Linked DNA regions of Homo sapiens: region 1 is linked to region 2. A link is a contact called in ENCODE POLR2A ChIA-PET data. All regions are on one chromosome and are shown on one strand. Each heading gives the region's core, a stretch centred on a gene start or an enhancer-like site at or near the end of the contact. The rest is flanking DNA. Distances are from core to core; before and after follow the strand shown. Region 1 overlaps LOC105371825 (a long non-coding RNA gene). Region 2 holds the start of LUC7L3 (LUC7 like 3 pre-mRNA splicing factor).

What was found. ChIA-PET counts read pairs that join two places held with the same protein, here RNA polymerase II (POLR2A).
Region 1: POLR2A ChIA-PET joins it to region 2 with 10 read pairs in Caco-2. The contact joins the enhancer-like site here to the promoter of LUC7L3 in region 2. POLR2A ChIA-PET finds 5 or more read pairs at or near these places in 4 of 52 experiments (Caco-2, GM12878, HEK293 and 1 more).

The regions. Positions count from the first base shown.
Region 1 is chr17:50,882,651-50,887,165 of GRCh38, reverse strand. It overlaps LOC105371825 (a long non-coding RNA gene), which reads left to right. Exons shown (of 3, transcript XR_001752940.2): 3 at 1-362. Among named protein-coding and RNA genes, the nearest start is that of TOB1-AS1, 18 kb to the right of the region's middle. RefSeq lists enhancers at 1,432-1,960, 1,961-2,489. Within about 2 kb of position 2,550, at least 12 of the 41 ENCODE cell types and tissues checked have a DNase peak (open chromatin) inside an H3K27ac peak, as active enhancers do.
Region 2 is chr17:50,717,085-50,721,157 of GRCh38, reverse strand. LUC7L3 (LUC7 like 3 pre-mRNA splicing factor) reads right to left here and starts at 1,555. Exons shown (of 10, transcript NM_016424.5): 1 at 1,327-1,555. The coding sequence starts at 1,425. RefSeq lists silencers at 1,219-1,278, 1,619-1,848 and an enhancer at 1,449-1,588.

The DNA of each region.
Region 1 (4,515 bases), core at 1,301-3,800, 170 kb before region 2:
CATTAATTTGTTGATACTTGTTTTCAAGCTACATTTTATTGGACTTGTGCTTACTTTGCTGAAGCACAAAGGTTGTTTAAGCAGAAGGGCACAAGAAAGTGGAAAACTCCTGACCTCAAGTGATCCACCCACCTCGGCCTCCCAAAGTGCTGAGATTACAGGCGTGAGCCACCACACCCGATCACGGGTCTTCCTGCTTCTGTGATCACCTTCTCATAACCTTGAGACCACTGCACATTGATGAAGTTCAGTTAATCTACAATGACTGTAGCCATCTGAGTGACCCCAGGTGAGACCAATAGAACTGTCGAACTAGCCAACGCACAGCATTGTGAGAAACAATAAATCATTGTTTTAAGCCATTATGTTTTGTGGTGGTTTGTTACAAACACATAACTAAAACAACCTCAAAATCTGGATAATATGTTAGGGCCTGCCTGGAAAGCTGGCTGCCCCCCTGCTCTTCCTCGGCCCATCGTGGGAACTCTTGGCTATAAACAAATCTTCCCGGAGTGGATAAGTGGTCAGGATTTAAGGTGGTATTCTTCCCAGGTGCTCGTGCAACTTCAAAAAAATAAAATTCTAAGAATGGGATTTCAGGCCCTTATCAAGGACATATTTATGGCCAGGGACCCTCCTGCCTGCTCTTCAGAAACCACATCTTGGCTTCTTCCTTCAATAGCTTCCAGCCACCTGTTAAAGATCTGCCTTTCCCAGATGAGAAGGCAGGTCTAATTCAGAGGAGATTGAGCTGGTTGATAATGCAGAAGAAATTTCAAGGCGACTCTGAAGCACATCTAGGCTTCCTTGTAGCCAAACCAAACGAAATAATCTCAAACCCCAAAATATTACAGGAAAAAAAATAAAATCAAGTATTGCAAAGATGACAAAATGTTGGGTCGGGCATTATAGATCATGCATTATATATAGCAGTTACCTACAGATAGTAAAAAGTCACACCTGTAATCCCAGCACTTTGGGAGGCCGAGGCGGGTAGATCACTTACGGTCAGGAGTTTGAGACCAGCCTGGCCAACATGGTGAAACCCTTTCTTTACTAAAAATACAAAAATTAGCTGGGCATGGTGGCACGCGCCTGTAGTCCCAGCTACTGGGGAGGCTGAGGCAGGAGAATCACTTGAACCCAGAGGTGGAGGTTAAAGTGAGCCGAGATGGTGCCACTGCACTTCAGCCTGGGTAACAGAGTGGGACTCCATCTCAAAAAAAAAAAAAAAAAAAAAAAAAAAAGCAGATGGATTCCAATAGAATTTGACCTCTTCTGAGGTCTTTACATTGTTCTGAAAGGGTCTGTTTGTGTCCATTTCCCTAACTAGACTGTAAGTCTCTTGAAAACAGGGATCATATCATAAAGTATTCATTGGCTGGGCAAGGTGCCTCACACCTATAATCCCAGTATTTGGGAGGCCAATATGGGAGGATCAGTTGAAGCCAGGAGTTCGAGACCAGCCTGGGCAACAAAGTGAGACTGACTATTCTCTATTTTAAAAAAAGAAAAATTTTCATCTTTATGACTCTAGAGCCTAGCACATTAGCACAGGGCTTTGCACAGAGCTGGCACTCAATGAATGCTGTTGAGATAAAGCACAATTTAAGCCCAAAGAGCAGGGTGGGGAGCTTAGAAGTCAATAGGTCCTATGGTTTTGAAATTCTGAAAGATTTGAAATATCAGAGGAGGCAGGAGAGCAGGGGTCTAAGCCCATGGGAAGTGCTGGCCTAGTCTGGTGGGCTCTTGTCTCCCTCAGCCTCACCTCAGGCCAGGAGTTTGTGCCTTCACCTGGGACACTGGTGACGTCAAGGCAGCTGCGAATCCTGAGTGCAGTGCCACCCTGAGCTCCTGTGACCCAGCAACCTCTGCTCAGAGAGAGGAGCCTTTGCCTGGCTTTGGGCAAAATGGAACCTGTCTGTGCCTCAAACCTGGAGCTCTGAAGGCTGAGGACTTCCAACCCCTCAAGTGTACCAAGGCAAAGCAAACAGCTCAGAAGCAGCGCAGGGAGGTGGCACACCCCCAGACACTTGTCAGCTGTGCCGTCAACTCGTCATTCTCACTGATGGGTGCCTGCTCCCTCAAATCCTCCCTCCAGCATCCACCTTTGAGGCTGGGGTCCCGGGTGCTTCAGGGGCTCCCAGACCCCTGCTGGGTGAGTGTGGTGGCCCTGAGGAGTGTGTCTCCCTTTTCTACAACTCTAGCTCTGCCCTATACATCTGGGGACAGGGCCAAGAAAGGGGTCCGTTGAGTCAAATGGACCCAACAAGTCCTGGTCACGGCCTTTCCAACCAGAAGCACCTGCCTGGCCCCTGGAGACCTTGCTCCCTATCTCCAGGAGGAAGGAAAGCAGGGGAGAGGTGGAAAGAGGAAGGGGGTGGGGAAAGATTGCCTAACACACTTTCCCAGGTTCCCCCACTACCTACACAAGGTTCAGTCCTTATTTTGGTATGCAGAGCTCCTCCCAGGCTGAGCTCACCCACAATCGCAGCCTTATCTCTGCCTCTCCCTACTCTGACCTGACAACCATGGGAGTCTGCCTCACACTTGTGTAGGGGCTGAGTCTGGAATGTCATTTTCCTTTCCCTGCCCATGAAGCAACACTCTCCCTTCAAGGCTTCTTTAGGCTCTGCCCTGCCTTCCCCACCTCCCAGGCAAAGACAGCTTCCCAAAACCTCACAGCAACTGTTGCCCCTACCACGATCTGTCTGGTAATACAGCAGGATCACTCATTCATTCATTCACTCACTCATTCATTAAGTCCTGTATGAACCAGGCTCTGTGCTGGGGTCCCAGGATACTGCAAGGAACAAAGTAGACACAGATCCTATCCCTTTCGACTGCATTGCTCAGCGGTGGAGACAGCTACTGAATAAATAGCTGCATAGGAACTATGGGAGCAAAAAGCTGAGGGTTTGCTGTAATAGGACTGGGGCAGCTTCCCCTGAAGAAGGGAAATAAAAGCCAAATGCTAAGCTCACTAGGGATGAATGAGGTGAGAGGAGTAAGTGAGAGGCTGCAGGCAGGACTAGCAGAAGGCCCTGAAGTGGGAGGGAACCTGGTGTATTTGAGGAAGTAAGAGAGGGTGGAGGAAGGTTGGGCAAGCTCTGGCCTTCTGCTGGGTAGGCAGGCAGGCAGCAGATCCTCGAGGGTCTGTAGACTGCAGTGAGGGCTTTGGTCCTCACCCTAAAAGTCATGGGAGACACTGATAGGTTTACCCCAGTGGGTGCAGGGTGACGGGAACATGACTGATTTGCATTTTTTTTTTTTTTTGAGAAGGAGTCTCGCTCTATTGCCCAGGCTGGAGTGCAGTGGCACCATCTTGGCTCACTGCAACATCTGCCTCCCGGGTTCAAGCAATTCTCGTGCATCAGCCTCCTGAGTAGCTGGGACTACAGGCGTGCACCACCATACCTGGCTAATTTTTGTATTTTCAGTAGAGACAGGGTTTCACCATGTTGGCCAGGCTGGCCTCAAACTCCTAACCTCAAGTGATCCGCCCACCTCAGCCTCCCAAAGTGCTGGGATTACAGGCATGAGCCACCGCGCCTGGACTGCATTTTTTTTTTTTTTCTAATACAGAGTCTTCCTCTGTCTCCCAAGCTGGAGTGCAGTGGTGCGATCATAGCTCACTGAAGCCTCAAACCCCTGGGCTTAAGTGGTCCTCCTGCCTCAGCCTTCCAATTACCTGGAACTACAGGTGCACGCCACCACAGCTGGCTAATTTATTTATATATATATATATATATATATATATATATATATATATATATATATATATATTTTTTTTTTTTTTTTTTTTTTTTTTTTTTTTTGTAGAGACAGGATCCTGCTACGTTGCCTAGGCTTGATTTGCATTTTTAAAAGATCCATCCCTTGTTTGTGGGGTGGAGAAGGTGTTAGCAATGAAGGCAGGAGTCAAGGCAGGGAAACCAGTAGGCGGCTGGCGTGGTGGTCCAGGGAGGAGGTGCTCATGGCCTGCAGGGTGGCGAACGGACAAGATCAATAGGTAGGAGGTCAGGCGGATGGGTCCAGTGGCAGCTTGAAATTAGGGACAGAGTGAGCAAAAGGGGGTGTCTCAGAAGACTCCTGGGTTTCTGGCTTGGGAAGTGTCTGTCCCACTAGCCTGGGGCTTACTCAGCCTCCTATTCTCCTGCACCCAGTAGAGTAGTCCTGTGAGCGATGCTTATGGAATGGGAATCCAGACGCAGGGAAACAGGACAAAAGGGCTAACTCTCTATTAGGGAGTATGTTAGGATTGAATTAAAGCCATTTTAGCCAACCATTTACAGAGTTCTTATAATAAATAGGTATTTCAGAATGCACAAAAATCAGATCTCTGTTCACAGAAGAGGTCTAGTGAAAAAAAAAAAACAGATCTCTTCCAATGTGATAAATTAATGCTTTTGGAATGTAGGGCAGATAGGTGTGGTGTGTGCATTCTGTTCTCATTTTTGTGAGAGATAATAAAGGAAGCTTTTGGAAACAAACACTACATAAACAAAGAAGTGA
Region 2 (4,073 bases), core at 306-2,805:
TCCTAACACATTTGCAAAGTTTAGACTGAAAGGTTACAGAGTCAGGTAGTTAAAAAAAAAAAAAGTTACTTCGCTATAACAAAGATGCCTACAAAAGAAAGATGGTCAAGGTAAGCAGTTCCTTAGTCTCCTATTGTGACAAATGGTCGGGGGGATGGGGAGCCTAAATGTTAAAAACAAAAAACCCACCTCTTAAAAACAATAAATTCTACTCTAAGAATGTTTCATACTACTTTGGAATCAGTTAGCACCCCAACACAACTTGAGCCAAACTTACTCTTTCTTAAAGTCCTAAAAGGAGTCATCTAGCACCAACTTGCTTTCCTACACTGCAAAAAAGAAATTTTACCTTAACCAAAGCCTACGTTTAAAAAGAGTAAGAAAACAGTTTTCTAAAGAAGCATGCATTACCTGAACTATTCCTTCCTATTTTGATTAGCAATTGTTTTAAAATTAGCATGTTAGATTATAACCTCAAAGTAAAATTAAATTCTGTATCTATTCTCCAGATAAGACCTAAAGTAAACATTACACTGCATGTTCAAAACTAGATCAAAACACTTGAAATGCTACAGTAGGTGCAGAGAACCAGTTTCATAGGATTGTGGAAAGCTAACAGAACTACAAAGATTAGTTTCCTCAGTTGCCAAGACTTTGGGTGAGCCTTTTTAAGTCTCACCAGTGAAACTGGGGTTATAATATTTACCTTTACTCCCCGGGCTAAGAGCATCAAATGAGTTTTATGTGGAAGAAAAAACCTTGACAGCTGCCTCTATAAGGGACTTCTTAGAATACTGTTAACGAACAATACTTGTAAATCATCACGGTAAACCCTAACAAGTAAACGACTTCTTTTACATTTCTATTTCCCCGTATAAGCGTCATGCTGTAATTACTTAAATAAAATACCGCCACGATTTTTACCATGAATCCTGGTCAGAAATTTTAGTCTAAATACGACGTTCAACCCAAACTATAGAAAAATGTGCCCTTCTCCCTATTTCATAATGAGGTGAAACCTCGGAGCCGCTAGATTTAATAAGACGCTGCTATCCTTCTTTCCCGCGTTTCCCCGCCTCATCAAGGTGCTTTTCAATTATGCCAAGGGCTCTCCCGGACCCCCTTGATACTAGAACAACAAAACCAAATCACCCCCATCCCCGGGTCCGGACAGCATCCTCCCTCCTGGCTCCATGGGCACCGGGTCAGACGCTCGACCCCGGGTGCGGCCCTGGCCACATCGCGCCGCGGCCAGGAGGGCCACAGCCCGCGCCCGCTCCCCTCCCCCACGGAGCCCGGGCTCAGGCCAAGGCCCGCGGGACTTACGCTCTCGTGGTCCCACCGCACGTTGCTGCGCTTCTCGTCCGGGGCTAGGTTTCGGTCCCGGCCCATTAACTCATCCAACAACTGCGCGGCCGAAATCATGGTGCTTCCTTCGGGCGGCTGTTCCCACCAGCCCAGGCACCCGCCAACGAAAACACGGGCGACACCGTCGCCAATCTCCTCGGCCCGCTCTCAGGCCGAAATCCCTCCTACACACAGGAGCCGACAAGACAAAATGGCCGCCGCGCGGACGCCTTCCCAGCATGCCGTGCGCCCGTGGGACACGCCCAGGCCCGGGCGGAGAGGGCGAGCTCGGCTTCCGCCGTCCGGGGGCGGGGCCCGCGGAGGCCGGGTAGGGACTCCGCCCCTGTCTAGAGGCCGCGGGGACGGGTAGCCTCTGCCCGCGCGCCTCCCCAAGCGCCCGGTTTTCCCGAGCTTCTTCACGGTGAGAAATTGGAGCCTAGGTCTTGAAGCCTGGACACCGCTTCAAAATGGAGAAAGTGTCTCCTTTAGTCCACGTGGTGCACATGGTGCCTCATGCAGCGGAGGAAACTGAAGATTACGGCTTCCGACTCCATTTTCCTAGTCGCTGTGCTCACGCCTCTTGCACCTGGCTTTGTCCTCCCGCCCTGAGTCTCCTGATTAACAGGATGGGAAATCGAGGCAAGAAGAGACAAGGCGGCTTCTAAAATACGGGGATTCAGTCCTACACCAAATGTCTCCCAGTGTGGAATTTTTTAAAAAGATATTGATCCAGTAGGCCAGGTGAGGTGGCTCACGCCTGTAATCACAGCACTTTGGGAGGCCGAAGCGGGCGGATCACCTGAGGTCGGGAGTTCGAGATCAGCCTGACCAACATGGAGAAACCCCGTCTCCACTAAAAATACAAAATTAGGTTGGCGTGGTGGCGCATGCCTGTAATCCCAACTACTCAGGGGGCTGAGGCTGGAGAATCGCTTGAACCCGGGAGGCGGAGGTCGCGGTGAGCCGAGATCGCGCCATTGCACTCCAGTCTGGACAACAAGAGCAAAACTCCATCTCAAAAAAAAAAAAAAAAAAAAAAAAAATATATATATATATATATATATATATACACACACACACACACACACACATACACACACACACACACACATATATATAGATAGGTAGATCCATTTATTCAACAAATGGTATGTGCCAGGCACTGTGCTTAAAGCTAAACTCAGAACCTTTCAGACAGTCCATGCTCCCGCAGACCTGTGCATTGGCGAGGGGAGATAATCGCTGAAGAAATAAAGTCACAAATATATCAACGTATGTTGGGATAATGCTTTAGCACAGTTAAGGGTATGGTCTCTAAAGCCAGATTGCCTGGGTTCGTAATCCCAGCTCTGCCGCTCTGTGCCTTTGTTTCCTTTTCTGTAAAATGGGGTTTACAATAGTCCTCCCCCGGCCCCCAGCCACGATGCTATTGTGAAGATTAAATGAGTTTATACAATGTAAGGCACTACACATTGATAACAAGCCCAACACTTTTATTTTTGGGGGGACTGGGTCTGGCCCTGTCACCCAGGCTGGAGTGCAATGGCACGATCTCAGCTCACTGCAGCTTCAACCTCCCGGGCTCAGGCGACCCCCTCGCCTCAACCTCCCCAGTAGCTGGGACTACAGGCGCATGCCACCACGCCCGGCTAAGTTTTTGTATTTTTGGTAGAGACGGGGTTTCGCCAAGTTGCCCAGGCTGGTCTTGAACTCCTGAGCTCAAATAATCCACCCACCTCAGCCTCCCAAAGTGTTGGGATTACAGGCGTGAACCACCGCGCCCGGTCGTGGACACCTCTTTTTAAGAAGGAAAGCAGCAAAATAGGGTGAGAACTCAAAGGAGGTATGGGACATGAAGCCTTTTTTTTTTTTTTTTTTTTTTTTTGAGCTATCGCTCAGGCTGGAGTGCAGTGGTACCATCTTGGCTCACTGCAACCTCTGCCTCCCGGGTTCAAGTTTATCCTGCCGCAGCCTCCTGAGTAGCTGGGATTACAAGCACCCGCCACCACGCCCAGCTAATTTTTGTACTTTTAGTAGAGACGGAGTTTCGCCATGTTGGCCAGGCTGATCTCAAACTCCTGACCTCAGGTGATCCACCTGCCTCGACCTCCCAAAGTTCCCAAAGTGCTGGGATTACAGGCGTGAGCCACCAAGTGGGGCTGGAGCCTTTTTGAAGATAGGAAATTAGAGGCTAGACATGGTGGCTCACGCCATAATCCCACTACTTTAGGGAGGCAGAGGCAGGGAGATAGCTTGAGGCCAGGAGTTTAAGACCTGCCTGGGCAACATAACAAGACGCCATTCTCCACAAAAAGGAAAAAAAAAGAAAAGACCAAAAAAAAAAAAACCCCAAACGTAGGAAATGAGAGAATGTTTAATGTTGGGGATATTCCAGTAGAGAGGTGGAAAATAAAAGAAGGGGATAGTTAATGACTTAAAATCTTAAAAAGGTAACGGGTTGGGTCCTGGCGTGGTGACTCACGCCTGGAATCCTAGCACTTTGGGAGGCAGAGGTGGGTCATTTGAGGTCATGGGTTCGAGACCAGCCTGGCCAACATGGGGAAACCCTGTCTCTACTAAAAACACAAAGGATAGCCAGGCGTGGTGGTGGCGCCTGTGATCTCAGCTACTCGGGAAGCTGAGGCAGGAGCATCGCTTTAAACAGTGGACTGTCAAGAGACTTAGGCTGTAGTGAGCCAAGGTCGCGCCACTGCACTCCAGCCTGG